Linked DNA regions of Homo sapiens: all the other regions are linked to region 3. A link is a loop called in an ENCODE intact Hi-C map of the cell type or tissue named here. Cell type or tissue: A673. All regions are shown on one strand.

Region 1 (8,000 bases), 130 kb after region 3:
GTGTGGGTACTATATCACATTTTCAAATAGGTGGGCCTTGCCCTGATACCTTGTCAAGAACCGTCAACAGTATTTCTAGCAACATGCCTTTTTATATTGAATCTGGGAGCAGATGTCTGGGTGGCAAATTGGAATTTCAAGAATAAGAAGTTAAAAAATTAATCGAGTAAGAGAAAAACATTGAGAATATAAAAATGTCTAATATGAATTTTGTTACTTAGCTCCTTCCTTTCCTTGTTCCTTCCTTCCTTCCTCTTTCTTTACTTTTTCTTTTCTTCTCTTCTATTTGCTTTTATCTTTTCTTTTCTTTTTTTTTTTTTTCCAGTTAGGTAGTATTCTGGCCACAAAGAATAAGGCCAAATATTTTACAAGCCCCAAACATAATTAAATAAATCATAGATTAAATGGTAGATTATCTTATGCTTCAACTATCTTCAATTAACAGACCACTTAATGGATCAATTTAGAGGATTATACCAAATCTAAGAAAACACATTAACATTAGCTACTTTCTCATAAAAAAGTTTGTACTCCAAAAAGTTTTCACTGCTTCCTATTTTGTCTCACAGTCCTTTCTAATTTCCGCTAGTATAAATCAATTTAGATTTATTAGCTTTGTACAAAAGAACTCCTGTAAGTTTTTAATAATAATTATCATTATCACTGATTAAAGTTATATTGTTCAGGCCAGATGGAGTCCTTTTCCTGTCAGCTACAATGAGCTTGCATTATGTTGTTATAATGTGTTTGGCTCTAAATAAACAGATGGCAGAGTGACAGGATATTATACACTGGTGATGTCAGCGGCAATACTTCACAAATAGAATTGCTTTAAATAAACTCTGTTGTAGCAAAGATCCCCGTACTTTTAAGATGACTGGAATTGAACCTAAGTATTTTATTAACTTGGAAATAGTACAGTTTACTTTCTCAAAGGTAGACAATCTGAATGGTCTGAGATCCAGCCAGAGAAAGTGTCTTTTGAATCTGCATCTTAACCGTGTACTCATTTAACAGAATAGGCTCACTTTGGCAGTTTCACTGGAGGCGGGAAAACACTCCAGGTTGTAAGAACTTTCTGGTTGAGGAATTAAAAACTTGAATCAAGGAAAGATGGGAGCATCTGACGAGATGTTATTTGATGATATTTATAATATAGTTAACGTTGTTAAACACTTTAAATGGGAGAATCCTATTAACAATTAATATTAAACAATTGACAATGTTTAATAAGAAGCATTTAAGGAAATGTCATAGAAAACATTTCTGTTTATGGAAAAGTTTTAAGCTTTAATAGATTTTTAACATCTATATTTTATTCTAAAAATGTGTCATGTACCCACAGAAATTTAGAGTGAATCTATGAAATTCAGAAATAAGATTCAAAGGAAGTCGTTTTTATATGACTTCTTCCAGCTAATATTCTTTATTTTCAGTCCCGATGGGAATTTCTCTGTGGGACAACTACGTTTGTTGAGGCAAATACCTATGGTAGAAGAAGATGCCACTATAGGAGATTAAGGCTTAGAGTTGAAAATGCAAATAATGTTAATAAACATTTTAGAAGTATATATTAAAATAATTGAAATTAAGCTTTCAAAAGTATAGCTTAAATGCATGATTTTACCATTTATTCTAATGATTTTTCATGTGTTTGTAAAAATATATTCTTGTTCTCATAGATTTCCACTTATTTTTAACTGTTGCTTTACTTTTTAATATATGTTGCTCTCAGTAAGGTGTGATCTCTGGAAATTATATCAAGTAGAATAGATCAATAGAATAATAATGCTGAACAGTGAAAGTGAAACTTATTAACTATAATCATTTGCTTTTGATTTCCTGAGAAAATTCACAAATTCATTTATTTTATTTTCCTAAAAAATGATAAGAGGATTTGAATACCAGGAGGTTGTACTTTAGTTTCACATATGTTTGACATTCAGGTTTTCCTACTTAAGTGGGCATTTTATGGGCTATGTTTCAGCTCTAGTATGACATAAAAATCCTCATAAAGGAGCAGGAGTATTTCCTTTGAGGAGTTACTCCTAGTCAAGGAGTGAAAGATTATAACGTGCATGTCCTTTTTCCCTTTTCGTGTTCTGCAGGTGGACGTTGCCATAAGTCCTGTACTGGCCGTTGCTGGGGACCCACAGAAAATCATTGCCAGACTTGTAAGTGTTCATCAGTGAGAGCACACAGGTTTGATGTGGTCAAGGAATTTTAATGATTGGTCCATTTCATGCCTCTGGTCATCTAAAACATGAAATGAGCTATCACCTCCTTGTGGTTGATTTGCTTTGGGCCAAGAAAACTACCCGATTTTCATTGCTTTCAAATGAAAATTAATATATAATTGATTCTTAGGTTTCTTCGTGGTTTCTAGGTTAATGATCTCAACAGCACAGCTATGGTGATATTAGCTATAACTTTAGAGTTTTTACATCACTAGAAGTGGGAAATCCAATGTGTACAAAATAGTAACTCAATTTCAGGTTAACTGGGTCTCTCAGTCCTTTCATTAACTAGTTATTTCACTATTCATTCATTACAAAAGGAGAGGAAAGAAAAAAGAAAGGGTACTATGTACCCACTGTATTTTTCCAGGCACTGTTCCAGGCACAGGGATAAAAACTTTATGAATTATGGAAATAGTCACTATTTTTGACAATGACTATTGCCCTTAGTTTATACTGTTTCTTGGATTAGTCATTAGCTAAAGAAAATATGAAGCTATCATCATTGCTAAGACATATAGTAACAAAGCATACTAAATATAAAGACAAATAGCTATTTTTTTTTCAGCATTCTTAATGTTGTTTAGTACTCAAACCAGCACTGAACTTTCATGAAACTTAAGAATAAATGATTTCTTTAAAAAAGAAAAATAAAATGTCCTATACAAGTGGTAAACACTCATTCTTCCTGCTGCAATAAAAATGACTGAAATATGATATGGAAAAAATATAGTGACAAGTTGAAATATATTTCTTTGTTATCATAGATGATACAGAAAATATTAAAGATTCAAACATACAAATATTACACTCTTAGATGAAACTTTACAGATTTCTAATTTGTCTCAGTTCACATTTGTCTAGTTCTATTTGCTAGATTCTGTTTTAATAAAGAGATATAAAAGGATTATTTTATTGTGAACCACCAAAGAATAAAAATATAGGAAAAATATTTCCAATGATAAATGATTTCTTAAATTTATTAATTTTAATTCATGGGCACTCTCATATCCAAAATTCATGAAATGGAAAAGATTATAAGGTAAAATAGTATCTTCCCACGTGGGTCCCACCTTTTTCCCTCAGCTCTCCATAGGCAACAAATATTATTGGCTATTTTGGTGTATTTTTCCAAAAATAATTTATGCATACCCAAGGAAGTATGTATATAAGCACTCACCCCATTTTTCATTCAAATATTAGCATGTTTTGCATGTTGTACTACAGCTTGATTTCTTCAACCCATGCATGTGTATGAATTATTTGTAGTATTAATTTCTAGAGGTGAATTTGTAGGGTCATAGACATGTGGATTTGGAAATGGGTAGAGAACAGCAAAATGGAGATCTTATTTTCTATAGAGGTTGGATCAATTAGTTCTACCGAGAGCAATGTACATAAATGCCTATTTCCCTCCCTATTCTTTGGACGAAGTAGTTCATTAGGGAATTTTTGGATCTTTGTCAAAGGGTTAGATGAAACATAGTCAGTGTAGATTTAAATTAACTTATTTAATAGAAACAATGTTTTATGGCAGGAATGTATTGACAAGAATCTTAAACAGGCTTTTAAATAAGATGAGATTATTGTGTGAAATTCATTCACAATATTTGGAGATATTCTTTTAATAGCAAAGAATTGGAGGCTAAGTTGCATCCCAGTGCTGGTCTGACACGCATGTGACCATTTGCAGGAAGTCAAGTTCTCTAAAATAAGGAAAAATCTGCAACAGTTTGTGATGAAGTGGAAAGTAACCAAAGAGACTGTGAAAGTGCTAGATATCCACTGGTCATTTCATGGCAGAAAAAAACTACCGAGGTATCAAATTAAAAATGAGTTTTTACTCACTCACCTACTTATTTTATTTATTCACTTATTTATTTTACAGAGGGGTCAAAGAGGCTTCTGCAAAAGCTCCTTGTTGTGGCTGAGCCACTCTGGTGGGCCCAACCACACCCTGTCTCAGGCCCATGGGGTTCAGCCAGTACTGTTGAGGGACTCACCATAGATCTGAGGGAGGAAGGAGCTTAGATTTGGGAAACACTGGGGTGGATCCCTCTTCTGTTGAGTAGGGGCACTTAAGACACCCTGCTGTTGTGTTGTTCCTCCAGTGCTAGATCCCAGAACAAAATTACTTCCTCCCACCACCTTTCAGATTTCTCCTTTGGTTGCCTCTTGCGTTACTTTCAGGGTTTACAGTTGAATTAAACAGGTGGGAAGAAAAAGGTCTCTGCCATCTTTTCTATACCAGAAGTCTCATACAGTGTATTCAATAACACTATTAATTAAAATTAATAATACTATTACAATTAAAATAATTACTTTAATTATTATTTTCATCTGTGTCTTATTTTATGTGTATTTTTACAGATTACAAAATGCAGTGTATAGATTATATGTATCGATTTTACAGTCGTTCCTCCATATCACTGGTTTCCACATGGCAAATTCAACCAACTGCAGATCAAAAATACTTGGAAAAAAACAATTAAAATAATAAACAATTAAAAATAATACATATAAAAAACTATATATTATAACATCTATTTACGTAGCATTTACATTGTATTATGCATTATAAGTAATATAGAGATGATTTAAAGTATATAGGATGATGTGTGTAGTTTATACTCAAATATTATATGCCATTTCATATAAGGGAAGTGAACATCTATGGAGTTTGGTATTTATGGGGGTCCTGGAACCAATTTACTGCAGATACCAAGAAAGACTCTCTGTATACATATTATATATTATATATACATAGATGGTGAATATTTATTCTCAGATTGAGATATATGAGTAAAAAATGTGAAATTCAATCACTGTATTAGGGTAGAATGCAAAAAAAAAAGTTGTATGTCATTGATTATTAGGGTTTTCCCTAACTTTGATTGAAATTTTCCTTCAATTTATACAGTGCTAAAAATTCTGAACCTTTTAATTTATTTTAGTAGATCTGCTTCTGTTGGCTAAATTTCACAAAAGTTATAATTTCCACCAACATCTCTTATTTCTATAATAGACCACTTTCAGGATAATTGCCAAGCAGACACGTGGCCTTCTCCGAAAAATACCCCCTTCTAGATGGTCAGCCCCAGTAGCCATGTTTGTTTTATGGGACACTTTACCCTTTACTTCACAGGGCAGTGTTTATCAACCAGAAGTGATTTCTGCCCCACAGGAGACATTTGATAATTTGGGTTGTCATATCATGGAGGAGGGGTGGGAGGGATGATCTTCTGGCACTGGTAAAGTAGAGACCAGAGATGATGCCCTGCAATGCACAGGAAAGCCTCTTCCACCCCTACCCAAACAAAGCATTAGTCAGTACAAATAAAAATGTTAATAGTACTGAGGGTTGAGAAATCTTGTAATATGGGTGGATAATTGACTAGACTGGGCCAGTCAAATTCTCTCTCCAGAGAATTTAGATTTGGGATCCAAAAGTGCTGGTTACAATAACTTAGAAACTTGAACCTGAAGAGATGTTAAAGCTAATTGAGGTTTCCATTTTTGAACTACGTATGTTATTGAGAAGCAGAAAGAAACAGTCCCCAAAGTCACTAAAGAATAAAGCAGCCATACAGAGAGTTGAGGAAAGAAAGAATAACAATTTTTGACAATGTTTACCTCCTAGTTCTCTGGGTTCCGTGAGGTCCAGCTACACTGCTGTCCTTAGGTTCCATAAGAAACACGATGTTCTTCTAGTATATTTGAATGGAGGGTTTTTTTTTTTTTTTTTTTTGAGACAGTCTCCCTCTGTCACCCAGGCTGGAGTGCGGTGGTGCGATCTCGGCTCCGTGCAACCTCCGCCTCCCGGGTTCAAGCAATTCTCCTGCCTCAGCCTCACAAGTAGCTGGGATTACAGTCATGTGCCACCACGCCTGGCTAATTTTTTGTACTTTTAGTAGAGACGGGGTTTCGCCATGTTGGTCAGGCTGGTCTTGAACTCCTGACCTCAGGTGATCCACTCGCCTCGGCCTCCCAAAGTGCTAGGATTACAGGTGTGAGCCAGTGCACCCAGCCTGAATGGAGTTTTCTCACTTGCTACCAAACACAGGTGGGAGGAAGTCTTGACTAAGAAAATCATCAAGTTATAATTCATGTATCAAATCATCAGACGTGAAATTACTTAATTCAGCTAATTTTTCAGCATAGAAGCTATCCTTACTGTAATCCAAAATTGGCTTAACGGCCACTGTGCTTACTCCACAAAGCCTACCAAATTTAAACTCAACAAATTCATGGACCTAATAAGCAAGTACAAATTTTATTTTATTTTATATTATTTTGCTTTAGAGACAGTGTTTCACTCTGTTGATAGTGATGGGTTGTCTCTTTGTTGCCCAGACTGTTCTCAAACTCCTGGCTTCAAGCAATCCTGTCTTCTTGGCCTTCCAAAGTGCTGGGATTACAGGTGTGAGCCACCACACCGGCCAAATGTTAGAATAGTATACAAGTTAACATAGAACTTTATTAAATATTTCCATTTTAAAAATTCATTTTCACAATATTCCTGTGAGTTAAAGAGGGCAGTTACATTAACCCAATTTTACAATTGAGGAAATATAAGCAGAGGAAATGATTAAAGGGCTAAATTTACACAGCTAATACCTGGATTTTAACCTAAGTGTTCTTAATCTAGAGACAACTGTTTCCTGGATACAGTATTTTGTAACACAGTTTAGTAGTCGAGGAAGCTGGATTTGAAATTAGCCAAGAGATACAAATCTCAGTTGTTTCCAGTTTCTATCATGGGAAAATGACTTCATCTTTCAGAATATCATTACCATATCTATAAAATGGAGATAAGTATACTTACCTAAGGGTTTTTTTTGTTTTGTTTTTGTTTTTTTTCTGGCGGTGGAGGGTGGGGGGCACAATGAAATTCAACAATGCAGTTGAAGCTCTTAAATAATTTTTAATATATCCAAAACCCAATCAATAATAGCCGATATTATAATAAACTGGAAAGGATACTGTTAGAAAACTTATTCCAATTTAAATCTGAATGAATGAAAGTGGAAGGCAAACTCCTGTAGGCCAGTTCCACCTTGTGAAGTCTACTGACACCTGGTGGCTGGGACATGGAAGAGCAAAAACCCTGGAGTGGGGTTGGAGGCTGCCTGTCCTTGACATTCATTCCTGTCCTCTCTCTCTCTTAGTCTGAGCTACTTGAAAGCGAAATTACTTATCCATATTTAAAGAGCCCAGCATCCTGAGGCAAAAAGTATTTTGGAACTACTCAAAAATATACTTATTGTAAGATCACAATTTTAGAATTTAGGTTGTATTTTTTGAGAATTAGCTCTCACGAGAGATTCCATAACAATATGAGACCTCCAGAGACCCCATACAGTTGTAACACACGATTCATTTTTTTAAAGTCAGTTATTTTAGGCTTTCTCTAGATTTCCACTGACTCTTCTGTTATTTAAAACATAATATTTACTCTTAGGTCCACTAAAGATATACTTATATCTGACCCTGACTTAACTTTTAAAAAATCAGAAAACATGCTATGTAAGTTTTTGACAATATTCTGCTTTTGTGGATTGACTATATAAAAGTACATTTTAGAGTCTGAAAGATACAATCAGATGTTATTTACAAATGACCTATTTCCCTATGACTAAAATAAATTCACTTTAGTGAAGGCTTTTCTGGAAGTATTCAGCTTCATGATTTACCAAATATTTCCTTATTTTTTATGGATAATTATTCTTTGAGACTTTCCATACATTGGGGAAAAGAGAAAAA
Region 2 (8,000 bases), 130 kb before region 3:
CCAAAATCAAAGTGTTGCTTCTTCTAATGGCTTGAGGGAAGAATATGTTCTTGCCCCTTCCAACATCTAGTAGCCCCCAAGTGTTCCTTGGTTGTAGCTGTGTTAACTCCAGTCTCTTTCTCTATCTTCACATGGTTTTCTTCTCTGAGTATTTCAAATCTCCTCTGCTTTTATCTCATAAGGACACCTGTTTTTGGATTTAGGGCCTGCCTGAATAATCTGGGATGATTTCATCTTAACATCCTTAACTTAATTACATCTGCAAAGATCCTTTTTCCAAAGAAGATCACATTCATGGGTTCCAGGTAGAAATATCTTTTTGGGGGGTTGGGGGACACCAAATCAACATACTACAGAAGTTATAATAAGTTTTAATGATTTTTATTTTGATAAACATATAACTAAAATTTCTGTTTAGAAAAACATATAACTAAAATTTCTGTTTAGAAAAACATTTTTTGCTGTAAGCATTTCATTTCATAGATACTCTAAATCTTTAAAAAGGGCCATGGTCAATATAGGCTTACTCATGTGAACTCTGTCCACAGGGGCTAAGATAAATGTCATGTAAAGCATGAATCTTGTTCTCTAAGTCAGAGCAGCTGCCAATTTACATGGCTGTGACTGAATGAATAGACTTATTTTAGGAACAAATATAGTTCTCTGAATGCTGTCAATTTCCTTATTTTCTCTTAGGAAAAGATTCTATTCATTCACACTCTTGAACTTCAAAGCAGTGTTTACCCCTGTGAACATTCTAATTTTGTAGATAAGACTAAATATGCTCCTATGAAATTAATCTAATGTAGCCAGCATAGTCTATGAGCCTGTCAGTAATTTTAAGATGTGTGGTTTTATGAATAGAGTACAGTGTTGTGAACTGTTAAAATGAGTATAGTCACTGTCTTCTCATTCTCTATATTGCTAAATACAATGACTGAATGTGCAGCGCTTTCAAAATTTTTGTATTTGTTCATTCATTTATTCAACAAATGTGCATTAAACAACCTACTAGGAGTTCATCAAGGGTGAGAAACATATTTAATTCATCTTCATGTCCTTGGTGTCCAACGTAATGATAATATGATAAGGAAGAATTTCTGTCATTTTGACATTTGTTTCTATCAGAAACAAATCAGAACACATTTGGCCAATGAGTGATTACTTAAATAAATAAATAAATCTCGACTGTGTCGTAGGGGAATCCAAAAACAAATGACATTCTCTTAAACTCGAGATGTATCATAATTTGCATTTTGTAATGTGTAAAACCCCCCTGTAGACTAGTAGAATAAAATAATGCTGATTAAAGATAAATGAATACAATTAAAGTTAGTGCTATCATTTGCATAGTTGCAAAAATACAGCTCAGTAAGTAATTGAAAATATCTTTCAAATGAAAAATGTTAACTTGAGACATTTTTAGAAATAAAATAGATGAATATGCTTATGTTTGTTATCCACTTATTCATGCATCTGTTCATTCATTCATCAAATATTTCCTGACTATCCAATATATGTAAGGCCCTTTGCCAATAGTGCTGGTTATGACCATATGGTGAAATATTTTGTGTTAAAGAATTAAACCAATTTTCTTGAATAAGGAAGACCCTTGACTTTTTAAAATTATGTTTAAATTTTTTTAACTTGGAAATTTAATATCAGATAACTATGAAATTGATCAAAGGAGTATTTTTAGTAATTATTTGTGTCCCTCATTAATATTCTTCTCAGGTAACTTCAAAATATCACAGATGTGAGTATAAAATCTATTTGTTTAGAACTGTGTAGTGCTTAAGGATTAGATAAATATAAGTTATGAATTTGGAGACTATTGATTTTTGACAAGCATTTACTTTATGTCCAATAATGTAAAAACATTAGCAGATAGGAAAATGTTTTTAAATGCAAAGGATTATAGGATGACTACGAGTAAATATTTTTAAAAAGTTGCTGAGTATTCTCTTTATTGATTAAAAAACAGAATAAAAATATTGATTTTTGAGTATTTCCTTTCATATGTAATTATATTCAGATGTAAATGTTAAGAAGGTGGTTTACCATAATAACGGGCATTATATAGTCATTTTATGGTATCGTAATGAACAATAGAGTAAAAATTAAAGAACAGATATAAGTTAATAGTCCTTTGATATTTTTGATAATTTTAAGACAGTAATATATAGCACAAATATCTTCCTTATTTAATTTTAAAAGACTTTTTTTCCTTTACAAACAGAAGAATGTATCTGAATTCTAGCACATGTAATCAAACAGATTTATCATCAGTTCCACCCCACTTTTGTTAACTTCTCTGTTCATTGAAGGTTTTGAAGATTAAATTATTTAATACAAATAATATAACCAAATAAGGTTTGGCATATTGACAGCAATCAGTAAATGTTGATTACTACTTATTATCATTACCATTTTTACTATTAGCAGTAATAGTAGTATAACCATATTTTAGCAAATCTGCAGCCATTCATTTGAAGTTGAATTATTATTTTAGGTAATAAAGAAAAATTCTGCTAATTGAACTCTAGCAAAATGTTTTCCTATCATTAATTTCATTATGCATCCCAATCTCAGTGAAGTTAAAATGTAAAGGGATGTCCAGCTTAAATCAATAAAATACAGTGTTATTTTAATAAATACATTGACAATGGAATTCTTTTTTCTTTTTTAAACCGGCAAGATACGTAAGCCTAGAAGACTATTGTCACAAGATAGTGATAGTATCTGCTTTGCCAGACAATCTATAGAAATTTGGTATACTTATCATGATCTGAAACCTGGTATATTGATGCTCTGAGCCACGGATCATTAGCCAAGGGGCCAATCAAAGCTCTATTAATAAGTTTATTTGCCTGAGTTTTGGGTTTTAGAATTAAAAATTCAGGCTATACTCGATGCCATTTTCAAAATAATGTATTTAAATAACCAACCCCCTAATAATTTTTAGTTTGGGTTATTTTCCCTAGGTATATTATAATAGGAATCATGTTATCTGGAATGATTTCAGTGCTGTCAAGGAGACTATAACTAGAAATATAATTATATGCTTGAACATTAGTTCATATTTAAGAACGTTGAGGTGAACCTTAATTTAAGATTAATTTAGAATCTTTATTAAAAAGGTCTTTGTAAAAACCTTTCATATATAATGAAAGAGGTAGATAAACTTGTTTTATAAATTTGTTTTTATACACTGAAAGTTTATTTATATATTGAAATATTTATTTTCAAAATGTGCAAGTTATTTTTTCTCAAAGAATAATTAGAAAGATTCTGGGATTTACCATCTTCTAAATACCTCCAAACACTATTATGCCACAGCACATTCAGATAAAATTCACTTGATGCATTGGTTAGGTGAACATTTTTGATTATCTATTTCAGAACTTGAGTCTGTTTGTATGCTTGTACAGGTTTAAATTAAGTTGGCAATTTTGTTCTTTCTTTTTTTTCTCCTTTTCAGTGGCAGGCCATAGTTTTATAGAAGCAAATTTTTGCAATCCTAATATGTAGTTTTTAGTGTTATTTATGTATTTATTTTTTAAGTAGAATTGAGGACTTGCTATGTTGCCTTGGCTGGTCTTGAACTCCTGGATTCAAACAATCTCCCGCCTTGGACTCCCAAAGTGCTGGGATTATAGGCATGAGCCACTGAGCCCAGCTTAGAGTTATCTTTAACATATTGAAAAATAGAAATATGGAAAATAAAAATTGGCTCAATAACTGGCAAAAATTTAATGCTTGAGCTACTTTTATACATTTTTACCATTTAAATCTGTAAGGTGTTGCTTTCCTACAAGAGGCTTTTCTGAACTACATATAGTGTTCCTACAATATATTTTACCTGAAGCTTATGTATTTGCTGCTTGCACTGTTTGGAACACTCTCCCAAAATTCCATATCTGACGAATTTATACTTTGCTTTGTTATCACCTCCTCCAGAAAGCCTTCCTTGTTCCTTCAAGGAACCTTGTGTCTATTCCTCATAACCTCCCGCTATTACAGAGCATTACATCATATTGTAATTTCCTTTCTTTGACCATGTGGATTTTTTTTCTTATTATTTGTGCTTAGCACTTTGTAGCTGTCCCCAAAAGGTGTCTGAATATAGTTAAAAATGATTTATGCATCTCATTCCCCATTGCTGTGCTATTGAAGGTGGTACTAGAGAGGTTCCAGGTCTGCCCTCTAGAGGTCCGGGCGGCAAAATTTCGAGTTCTGCTTTATGGCTAACTCCAGCTAGCAGGAGTGACTCTCACTCAATGGGATTCAAAAAGATTTCCTGCTTCGTAAATCTTTTTAAAAATATACACATATTGAACTCAAACACCTATATATGTTGATGTATATTGTGTATGTTTATGGAGTGGAAATCATTTTATTTCTCTGTAGTTGATAATTTGATGTATACCTTTTAAAGTTAATTCAATCATATAGCTAATATCAACATAGCTTATATTAGAGAAACAATTAGCCAATATGCAAATGAAGGATTAAGTAAGGACCTATGAGAAATAGGGGGAAAGGTAATTATTGACAATGTTCCAGATTCCTACCTTACTGAAATAATTAATCATGTAATTTAGTTAAATCAATCTCAAAAGCTATATATACATATTTTTACATATATAAAATATCAATATATATATGTAAGTTAGGCTAAAGGGGATTAGTTTTATAATATAAATCAAATATTAATACATATATTTTGGGGTGTGGCAGCATTGAAGAAATCTTTAATTGATTAATACCTCTCTGTAGTGTGATAGACCAGAGTCTTTCTCCCATGGCTCCTTACCTCAAAAGATGATGGGTTTTTTTCTTTACAATTCAATGCCAGGTAATGGAAGTCTCAAAGTCCTGGAATCAATCAGTCAAGTTTAAAAAATAAAAAAGTAAAGTTGGAAGACTGGCTTAGAAATCATTCCCTAGAAATCAGTTGGCAGACTTATTGCAAACCCAATTGACAGGGATAGGGAATTAGTCAGAGATGAGAAGATTTTATGGCTCAAGATTTGAAACAACTTCCAGTGTCAATAGGAATCGGGATGTCTAATGTGGTTCAGGCTAACATATGTACTCACTTTGGGAGAAGCAAAAGGAGATTTCTTTCTAGCATTTTGTGGGTATCTTATTTGGTGATGGATAGTTTATTTCCAAATAGGCTTCCAAGTTTGCAGGATGAGGGAGTCAACTTGATGTCTCAAAATACTGCCTGAAAGATAAAGATTCAAAATTTGCTGTCAATTAATGTATAGAAAATATTGTGAATAGTTTCCTTGATACAATTTTTTTAGCTCTACAAATATCTCTTTGCCTTATTGTTTCCATTTCCCATAGTTTATTTTATCTATTATCATAAAAATATTCCTGCAGTCCATGCATATCTGGATTACTAAGCAACATTGTGAATAATTTTATCAGTAGTAGTTATACTACTAGTAATAATTAACATTATTCAAGTACTTATGGAAGACCTGCAGTGTATTCACTACCTGTTTTATGTAGATTATCTCATTTAATCTTCACAAATGACACTAGGATATAGAGACTTTTATTGCATATACGTTGAGGGGACTGGAGCTTAGAGAAAATATATAACTTGCCCAAGGTCATCTGGCCAGGGAGTCACAGAGTTAGAACAAGAATCCTAGTCTTTTTGGTTCCTAAACCTGCACACTGGACCACTTTGCCCTATCAATCATGGGAACATTCTGGACTGGGCTGTGGAACAGGTCGATTAATACGCTAGTATCATTCAAGTTAATGTTTAATCATTTAACAAAAAAGTTTCATCATATTCCATGTTTTAAAATATTTTTATTATTTTATTTCTTAGAATATTTTTCATGTGCAATACGGTGGGGAGGAGATGGGGATTGTAAAGGGTGTAGCCTCTGATCCTTTTGTTACTTGGGTGTAGAGAGGTGGTGTTTTCCATTCCATTTAGTTCTAGGAAGTCAGCACGAATTGGCTGTTAGGTTCCCTGGCTCCAGACACTATTCTCCTGCCTTGTGTTCTCTGTATCTCTTTTGTTCATGTTGTTCTATTTACTTGCTCCATCATATTGAGTTATACGAAAAAACGCTTTAGCTCAGTTTTTCAAATCATTATTTGCTTTTCAGCTGCATTTTTTTTTTTTTTACCATTCAGCTGGTCAATTAAGATTTTTGTTTTGATATTCATTTGTATTGTCTTTCTCTCTCTTTCCTTCCTTCCTTCCTTCCTTCCTTCCTTCCTTCCTTCCTTCCTTCTTTCTGTCTTTCTTTCTTTCTTTCTTTCTTTCTTTCTTTCTTTCTTTCTTTCTTTCTTTCTTTCCTTCCTTCCTTCCTTCCTTCCTTCCTTCCTTCCTTCTTTCTTTCTTTCTGTCTCTGTCTCTCTTTCTCTCTCTCTCTCTCTCTCTTTTCTCTTTTGAGACAGAGTTTCGCTCTGTTGCTCAAGCTGGAGTGCAGTGGCACAATCTCAGTCCACTCTCCGCCTCCCGGGTTCAAGCAATTCTCCTGCCACAGCCTCCCGAGTCTGGAATTACAGGTTCCCACCACTATGCCCAGCTAATATTTTTTTACTTTTAGTAAAGACAGGGTTTCACCATATTGGCCAGGCTGAGGTCAAACTCCTGACCTCAAGTGATCCGCCCGCCTCGGCCTCCCAAAGTGCTGGGATTACAGGCGTGAGCCACCCCGCCCAGCTGACATTCATTTTTCAAACGTCTAAGACTTCTATATTTATTCATAACAAATTCATATTGCTTTATGGAAATGCAAAATTCTCTTGACTCTCCTCAATATTATTTACTGTGTTTATTTTAAACTTTCTTCTATTTGTATCATCATCAGTTTCTTTTGATGTTAGTACTGTTTGTTTGTTGCCTGTATTATAAGGGTTGCTTTTCCTTCAAAACGTGGCCCTTTTACCTGTTTATTTTATTTTTAGAATTTATTTTTGCTATGCTTTACATCTGGGTTTCATTTTTGTCTCATGACAAGCTTGCCTGTTGTCCTCTGCCCACCACAAGAGAATAGGTCTGGGAATAGAGTTATAATCATAAGGCTGTAACTGGCTCCAAATACAGTGCAATTAATCTCCCTGAAGAAATTTCTTGTACTAACTTCTGTATCTTGTATCAGCTGATCCATCTTTTAGATACCCTGAACAACTGCCACCTCTGAAACCCCTCTTCTGCATGTGTTTTAGGTTCTGGCTTCTTATGGTCTCTCACTAGAGCTGATTCCATCTAGTCTCTGGAAACTTTTGGTATATTTTGCTTTGCCAATATCAGTCTTATCTTGGATTTACTTATTAATCTTAGCATCATTTTTTGGTCATATAATGGGAGCTGGAAGTGGGAAAGTGAACATTGAGCTCAGTCTGCCATCTTGATACATTATTCTTGGTCATGTAAGTTTCATTTTACCAGCATCTGTTCAGTAACATTCAAATATGTGCATTTATTTAAAAACGGATACATAAATGTACGCCAAAATTATAAGTGGAAAATTCTCAATACTACCAAGTTTGTGTAATTTAATGGTCACGCTATTAATATGAAGCTAAATTTATCTTGTTTACTTCTTTATTGAAACATTATACGTGCAAATTTCTTTCTGAGACTGGCTGTAGAGAGGCTATTGCCTCATAAGATATTGATAATTTGGGGATAAAGCAATTTGTACATATTATTTTAAATGCCTCATAATGTTTCCTTCATATCAAGAAAAGAGATGCTATTTCATCTTTTCACAGTTCTTTTTCTTGCCATCACTTTGGAGTTGATTCTGCTGGACTGAGATCTGTCAGAGCAGAATAAACAAAAGACTTTTCTTAAAAAGTGTGGTTCTCATTCAAGCTATGCTGTACACAGCACATCTAACTGTGGTAATGAGCTGTTAAGGATTCCACTAATGGCAGTTTAGTAGCTGTAGCTAAGGTTTTCCCAACCAATAAATATAGTTTCCTTGGCTATTAGGCAGAAATCCTCGCAT
Region 3 (8,000 bases):
CCTCCCAAGTACCTGGGATTATAGGTGCCCACGACAACGCCAGGATAATTTTTGTATTTTTAGTGGAGACAGGGTTTCTTTCACCAACCGTGTTGGCCAGGCTGGTCTAGAACTCCTGACCTCAAGCAATCTTCACGCCTCGGCCTCCCAAAGTGCTGGGATTACAGGTGTGAGCCACCGTGACTGGCCAAGAGTAATGTATTTTGTTTTAATTTTATTTTTATTATTATTATTTTTTATTATACTTTAAGTTTTAGGGTACATGTGCACAACGTGCAGGTTTGTTACATATGTATACATGTGCCATGTTGGTGTGCTGCACCCATTAACTTGTCATTTACATTAGGTATATCTCCTAATGCTATCCCTCCCCGCTCCACCCACCCCACAACAGGGCCCGGTGTGTGATGTTCCCCTTCCTGTGTCTATGTGTTCTCATTGTTCAGTTCCCACCTAGGAGTGAGAACACGCGGTGTTTGGTTTTTTGTCCTTGCGATAGTTTGCTGAGAATGATGGTTTCCAGCTTCATCCATGTCCCTACAAAGGACATTAACTCAGCATTTTTTATGGCTGCATAGTATTCCATGGTATATATGTGCCACATTTTCTTAATCTGGTCTATCATTGTTGGACATCTGAGTTGGTCTTTGCTATTGTGAATAATGCCACAATAAACATACGTGTGCATGTGTCTTTATAGCAGCATGATTTATCATCCTTTGGGTATATACCCAGTAAAGGGAGAAGGTAGAAAGTGTCTGATCAGTAGATATTAGAACCCAACACAGATACAAGGAGATAGGTAATAGATATGGATTGAGTGAAGTGAAGATAAATTACATGAAGATTAACTTGATGTTGATTCCAAGTCTTCTGTCAGTCTCTTCAATTGTTAGAACTGGTACCACAGTGTAGCAATTATAAGCCTGACCTGGAGCCAGGTGGCTATACTTAAACAATTTTAAGAACTTCAGATTCTCAACCTTATTAGCTTGACAAAATTTTAATAATGATACATTTTTAGTAAGATGATAATATTGCTGTGTTAGCATTAAGGTATCATTTATTTCAAAATAATTTAAATATTCAGAACATTGCTGTGCCTCTCGTGTTTTTATGTGAATAATTTTATTATCTATTTTTGCAAAGAAATGAGAACAAACCTCACTATAGAGAAACCATATTTTAGTAATTGACAAGCAGTCATATTTATATTTATTATATTTATCTATTGAGCTATCTCTATATATGAGGGGACTTTTAAAAGTTCATCAGAAAATTGATTTAAAAGATAAAAATAAAAAATGTAAACTTTCATTCTCAGCATAAGCTCCATCAAATCCAAGACACATTTATAAACAATGATACCAGCCATTTAGTCCAGCCCTAAAGAACCGAGGGTCCTGGGAACTTAACCATGTCAATGCAGTCTCTTTCACATTATTAACTGGAGAATAATGACTACTCTTATTTTTTTATTATTTTTTTTAAGATTAGGAAACAAGTAAAAATGAGAAGGAGCTGAATCAGGATTGTAAGCTAGATGCCTAATGATTTCCCATCATAACTTTCAGAAAATTGTCCTTGTTTGATAAAGGGAATGAGCAGGGGTGTTGTTGTGGTGCAGAAGGACTTTCCCGTGAAGGTTTTCTGGATATTTTTCTGCTAAAGATTTGGTTAACTTTCTCAGAAACACTCTAATAGTAAGCCGATGTTATCTTTCTTTGGTCCTCCAGAAAGTCGAGAAATAAAATGCCTTGAGCATCCCCCCAAAAAGACTGCCACTGAAGCTGCTTCGTTGTCTGGGATAATATCCAAGGTTCGTTGTCTCATGGCTACAAATATCAAGGGCGCAGACACACAAAGAGTGAGCTTAACAGTGGAAGTTTAATAGACAAAAGAAGGAGAATAGCTCTCTGCTACAGAGAGGGGTCCCAGAAAAATGAGTTGCTGATTTCGTGGTGAAATGCAAGAGGTTTTATAGATGAGCTAGTGGAGGGGCGGTATCTGATCTACATAGGGTCCGAAAAACTGGTTAGACCAGTTGCGTCATTTGCATGGGGCACAAATCTCAGCCCCCCCGACCCCCACCCCAATCTTTTATTATGCAGGCAGGTTCTCTGACTGAGCTGCTCCATGTTGCCCATTTCTTTCTTGTCATACATGTGCTAACAAAAAAAGGGAAGATGGAGCTTCCATGGCAGACATACCTGGCCCTCAGGTAGTCCTTCTCTATTGGCGCAGCTGCCAGCATTCCCCCGTGCAAGCTTCAAGCTTGCTTATCGATGTTTGCGGCTCAGTATTTCAGGCTGCTCTTTGTTAGCAAAAAAATAATTTCTTGGACTGCTTTTTGTTAAAAGGGAAACTGCCGATGACTCTTTTGCCCTCACTATCTGCCTAAATAATTTATTTCTACCGCCTGTATCACCATGACCTTTGCTCTTGACCAGTCTGCTTTTGCTTTGGCCGAGACCACTTCCACTTCTACTTCTTGGTAGCCATTGCTTTTATGTGCTTTGTTTTTAGGATTGTAACGGTAATGCCATGTTTCACTTCTTTTTAAAATGCTTCGAAGACATTCTTTAGGCTCTTGGTCCTATTTGTTTAAAATTTCCATGGAAAGCTCTGGTCTTGTGTGCAGCTGATCTGAGTGCCATGGTCTTGGCACCCATTGAGTGGAAAGTTTGCTTAACTTTAATTTTCCAGTCAAAACTGAGTAAGCTCCACTAATTGAGATGTCTGTGGCATTGGATATTACTTGTGCCATTAAATTGTTGGTCCTCTTCAATTAGGGCACAAACAAGATGAATATTTTCCTTGAAAATTGATGTGGTTGGTCTGCCACTGCAGGTTTCATCTTCAATATTATCTTGTCCATTCTTAACATTCATTTGTAAACTGTTCATTTCTTTGGGACATTTTCCCCATGAACTTTTTGTAAAGCATCAATGATTTCACCGTAAATTTGAGGTGTATTTTTGCTTCAATTTTAGCAAGATTCATGTTGCTCTGATACAGGCTGTTTTCAAATGGATGTCTTAATGGTTCCTAGGGCCTCAGACTAGATCCTGTTCAGACATGTTATAACATGTTAGTATGGGTTTATTTTGGTGCAAATGTTTTTTGAAATCTGTGCATAGTTTTTTTCATGATACACATTTTTCACAAACTTTTTGAAGACCCCTTATGTATAGTCAAGTAAACAATTTGGTGTGAACATTTATTAGGCATCTACTGTGTATGCGCATGAGGGATAGACATAATAGGAGGATAAAAATATAGAGGAGACACTGTCATTGAAATATTTGGAGGTTCCCAGAGATGGAAGATATATACACACATTACTATAATGCGTACCACATAGTGGTAAATTCCCTAATAGATATTTTTAATGAATGGAAAAACAGAAGATCTAGCGTAAGACAAGGATTTTGTAGTGTAAGTAGCATTTTGAGCAAAACCTACTGTTAAAGAATGTTTGATAGGTAGAATTGGAAAGAGGTACATTCTAGAGACAGAAGAAAACAAAACACTGTCTTGGGTAAGAGAAGGAAGTTTGTATTTCAGAAAATATGAGGACATACCAAGGAGTATATAGCATATAGTTTTCAATAATATGTGAAAATTATTTTCACATATTAGTACTTATGAGACTATATGTTAAATAATAATTATGCTTTATTTATATATTTATTTTTGTTAATATATATTAATAATATATTGAGTTTAAATATATAACTTTCATACTTCTGGAATGCAGACTTCATTCTCTTACCCAAAACAGTGCATGTTTTGTTCTCTTCCTAGAATATATCTCTTTCCAATTATCCAAGATTATCTTCACATATTGGAACTTATAATATCATATGCTCCCCTTTTGTATGATTGATATTTCTTTGTGTAAATGTGCTATAATACACTTAACCAAACTCTCTGATGTACATTTAACTAGCTTCTAGTTTTTTACTATTATAAGTATGACTACTACACTGTTCCATTGTCAGCTACATTTTCCCTTTTATTTAATTAGGCTAAATCTTAAAAGGGCAGTCTCACCAAGAAAGATTCATACACATTAATCTTGGGTACAGATCCTATATTATCTTTCAAAAAGTTTTGTTAATTTATCCTCCTAACATAGTACATGAGAGTGCCTGTGTTGCCACACCCTGGCCAAACTGGCAATAACAACCATTTTGACATTTGCTAGTGTAATAGATGAAGACATAGGATATATTTATTTAAATTTGTATTTGATTATCAATGAGGTTAAACATCATTTTATTTGGTAATGTTCATTGCTTTCAATGGGAACTCCCTATTTATATATTTTGCCTGTTATTCTATATGGTATTCATCAATTTTCCTTATGGAATTATGAGCTCATAATCTTATTAATCTCTTAGCTATCATTAATGTTGCAAATATGTTTTTCTAGATTTGGGAAAAACAGGTTTTCACTAACCTGTTTTATGTTGTCTTTTTTTTTTATGCAGACATTTGTGATATTAAGTAGTCATTTTTGTCTAGGATTTTCTGTGTGAATTCTAGGGGAAAAGAATGTAGATAAGAATGCAGCATCTTCAACCAGATAGCTTGGGTTAAGATAGCCCCAGCATTTACCAACCATGACTTAATGTCTGTGTGCCTTTCATGTATTAGCTCCTTTCTCCTAGAGGGTTAGAGGACACACATAAATCAACACATGTAAAAGCACCTAGGAGAGTATCTGTTAAGAACTCAGTGAATGTTAGTCTTTCTTGTTATTATCATTTGTGCTAATTTTAAAAGACTTTCTCTAGTCAAAAATTATAGAATTATCCTGTGTTTTTCTCTAATGCAATTTTTGTTTTTTGTTTTTTTCTACTTAAAATTTTAATTTGCCTGTAATGCCAGCTACTCGGGAGGCTGAGGCAGGAGAATCACTTGAACCCAGGAGGCGGAGGTTGCAGTGAGCTGAGATTGCGCCACTGCACTCCAGTCTGGGCAACAAGAGGGAAACTCCATCTCAAGGAAAAAAAAAAAAACAAAACTTAATTTGTCTTAATTTTTTTTCCTAAAGTGGATAACTAATTTTCTCCATGCCATGTTTAAAATATTCATTATTTCTTGATTATTTTGATATTTATCCTGAAAACTGTAAATACCTACATGTATTATTAATGGAATTTTAACAATTAGACTTTTGATGTGATAAAAGAATGCTTTTGCTTTCAGCATATTTTTATGAAATTCATCACTATGCTAAAATCAAATACCTTTTATTACTTTTTCAATGAATACTATTGTATTTTCCATAATATCAATATATCATCCACAACTAATGACAAAGTTATCTCTTTCTTTCAAAAAGTTATTTTGTTATTTAAATTTTTTTTCTTTAGTTGTTTAGGCCTAAAGGACAATGGAAAATGGTTATAATGAGAGTGGCAACTTTTTTACTGATTCCTGACTCTAATGAGAACTGTTTTAAATTATAAGATAAATTTCGATGGAAGATTTTAATTTGTTTAGAAAAAGTTGTTTTAATTTCTACGGTGATACATTGTTTTTTGTTGTTGTTTGTTTGTTTGTTTTGAGATGGCGTCTCGCTCTGTTCCTCAGGCCGGAGGGCAGTGGCGTGATCTAGGCTCACTGCAACCTCTGCCTCCTGGGTTCAAGATATTCTGCTTCCTCAGCCTCCTGAATAGCTGGGATTACAGGCACCCACCACCATGCCACGCTAATTTTTGGATTTTTAGTAGAGACGAGGTTTTGCCATGTTGGCCAGGCTGGTCTCAAACACCTGACCTCAGGTGACCCGCCCGCCTCGGCCTCCCAAAGTGCTGGGATTACAGGCATGAACCACCTCGCCTGGCCTGATGCATTGTTACCGACATAAATTTAGTAAATTTGAAGACATACAATGTAAATAAAAATATTATCTATTATTTCTTAAACCCAAAATAATAAGTAGTTACATTTTGGTGAGTATATTCAGGTATTTATTTCCTATACAAATTGTTTTCATTTAAAAATGCAGAATCAGATTTTTCAATTTTGTAACATGACTGTATAGTAGCAAACATATTTTAATGTCTGGACTAATAGCAATATCCCTGAAATGGAAAAAAAAAAAGACATTTTAAAGAGGAAGGCGGCATAATCAGATACGTTCTCAGAAAAACCCCGAAAGTATGCTTGAATAATAGATTATAGTGAGAAAGAGTTGATAGAAAAACAGTGTTTATATAAAGTAAATCAATTTATATTAGGCTCAGCTATTAATGGCAAAACAGGCAATACATTAACTGTGGCTTAAATAAAAATATATTTCTTTCTCAAGTAAAAAAAGCATAATCTGGAGGTAGTGAGTTCAGAGCTGATCTGGCTTCCTGAATGTTATGACCCCACAGTTCTGTCTAATTGCTCATCCAACCTCAGCACATAAATTCTGCCATAGTCCAATAAGGCTACTCGAGCTTCAGCCACCACGTCATAATGCCAGCTGACAAGAAGCAAGAAGGGATAAAATACATATACCTTTTCTTAAATGTACTCGTCCTAAGAGTTGTACACACTGCCTCCACTTACGTCTTATTGTCCAAAATCATTCACTTATGACTACATTTAGCTAAAGAAAGGCTAATGCATATAGAAAGGAGAGGTTCCGTAATTAAGGAAGAAAGAACAAGTTATGAGCCTTTGCCTCAGTAGGCTTTTCAGTAGTTAAGATGTGGAATAGCAGTATTTGAACGGGAACAATGAAACCAGAAAGAAGAAAATAGATATAAAACTTTGTTAATTTTTTCATTTAATACTGTTTAATATTTAGGTTTTTAAAATATTTGTTTTGGCATGATAAAAAAACATTTTAAAAACTGATTACAATTTATATGAAGGAAAGTGGATCGATCTTCAGTGTAAAGCTTAATTTTTATATATGTATATACATTTAAACATTCAAAGTATTCCCGTTGCCTGCAGAAGATTCCCTCATGCCTCTTACCAGTCAATACCTGTCCCCTCAATAGCCAGAAATTATTAATAGTATTTAATTTCTATCCACATAAACACATTTTATGTGTTCTTGAACTTCACATGAATCCAATCATTACATATACCCTTTTATAACTGGTTTTTCTCACCGAACACACAGTCTCTATGATTTATCCAGAAAACAACACATTCATGAGGGAAAAGTATCTATTAATATTAACTAAAAAGAATAAACTTTAATTGCTCTATATAATCTGGTAAAATTTTGAAATAAACAAGGCTCCAGTATGAATACACATCGCATAATGGTGAAAGTGTAATTCTTCTCCTTCCTCTGTCTTGCCATTCTTTAAGTGGATGTGGTGTGATCAGGTGCATAACCATTTGTGAGATAGAGTTAGAGTAAAATTAAGAGTCTCTTTGACACATAAATCCAAAATACCTACTGACGTGTGCAAGGAAACACTCAGAATCAGCAAAATTGGTATTCTCTAAGTGTATACAATATTTTGGCAAAATGTGATGCTATTAATTTTTTGACTACTTTTCTTGATCAAAAATTGAATGTGTCACTGAAGTAAGTGAAGAGAGAAAGCCTTCTTATGACTGCTGAGTGCCTGTGTATTTGTCTATTTTAAAATTTATTTCAGAAGTACAGTCATGTGTTGCTTAATGGTGAGGACATGTTCTGGGGAATGTGTTGTTATGTGATTTCATTATCCTGTGAACATCATAGAGTGTATTTACACAAATCTAAATGGTATAGCCTCCTACACGTCTGGGCTATATGGTCTAGCCTGTTACTACAAACCAGTGCAGCATGCTACCATACTGAATACTGTAAGCAATTGTAACAAAATGTATGTGTGTATCTGAACATAGAAAAGGTACAGTAGAAAATATGGTATAAAATATTAAAAATGCTACACTTGTGTAGGACACCTTCCATGAATGGAGTTTGCTGGACTGGTGGTTGTTCTGGATAAGAAAATGAGTAAATGATGAGTCAATGTGAAGGCCTG

Evidence for each region. Hi-C counts contacts between places; a loop is a spot of excess contacts. Peaks named below come from ENCODE experiments on the same cell type or tissue, not always from the same donor. Only the 100,000 strongest peaks of a DNase experiment are listed, where the experiment ranks them.
Region 1: a loop joins it to region 3, with 8 times the contacts of the local background. A loop is called at or near these places in 3 of 110 quality-filtered maps.
Region 2: it touches region 3 in a loop (3.0-fold over the local background); 4 of 110 quality-filtered maps call a loop at or near these places.

What each region holds. Positions count from the first base shown.
Region 1 is chr2:211,744,813-211,752,812 of GRCh38, reverse strand. It overlaps ERBB4 (erb-b2 receptor tyrosine kinase 4), which reads left to right. Exons shown (of 28, transcript NM_005235.3): 5 at 2,109-2,174. Among named protein-coding and RNA genes, the nearest start is that of MIR548F2, 680 kb to the left of the region's middle. In A673, a CTCF peak has its summit at 7,320 (motif pointing left); DNase peaks (open chromatin) are centred at 732 and 7,322; H3K27ac peaks cover 565 bases.
Region 2 is chr2:212,001,485-212,009,484 of GRCh38, reverse strand. The region is part of intron 2 of ERBB4 (erb-b2 receptor tyrosine kinase 4); the gene reads left to right. Among named protein-coding and RNA genes, the nearest start is that of MIR548F2, 420 kb to the left of the region's middle. In A673, a CTCF peak has its summit at 4,206 (motif pointing left); DNase peaks (open chromatin) are centred at 4,194, 6,054 and 6,484; H3K27ac peaks cover 3,573 bases.
Region 3 is chr2:211,875,685-211,883,684 of GRCh38, reverse strand. The region is part of intron 3 of ERBB4 (erb-b2 receptor tyrosine kinase 4); the gene reads left to right. Among named protein-coding and RNA genes, the nearest start is that of MIR548F2, 550 kb to the left of the region's middle. In A673, CTCF peaks have their summits at 3,993 and 4,192; a DNase peak (open chromatin) is centred at 4,164; H3K27ac peaks cover 481 bases.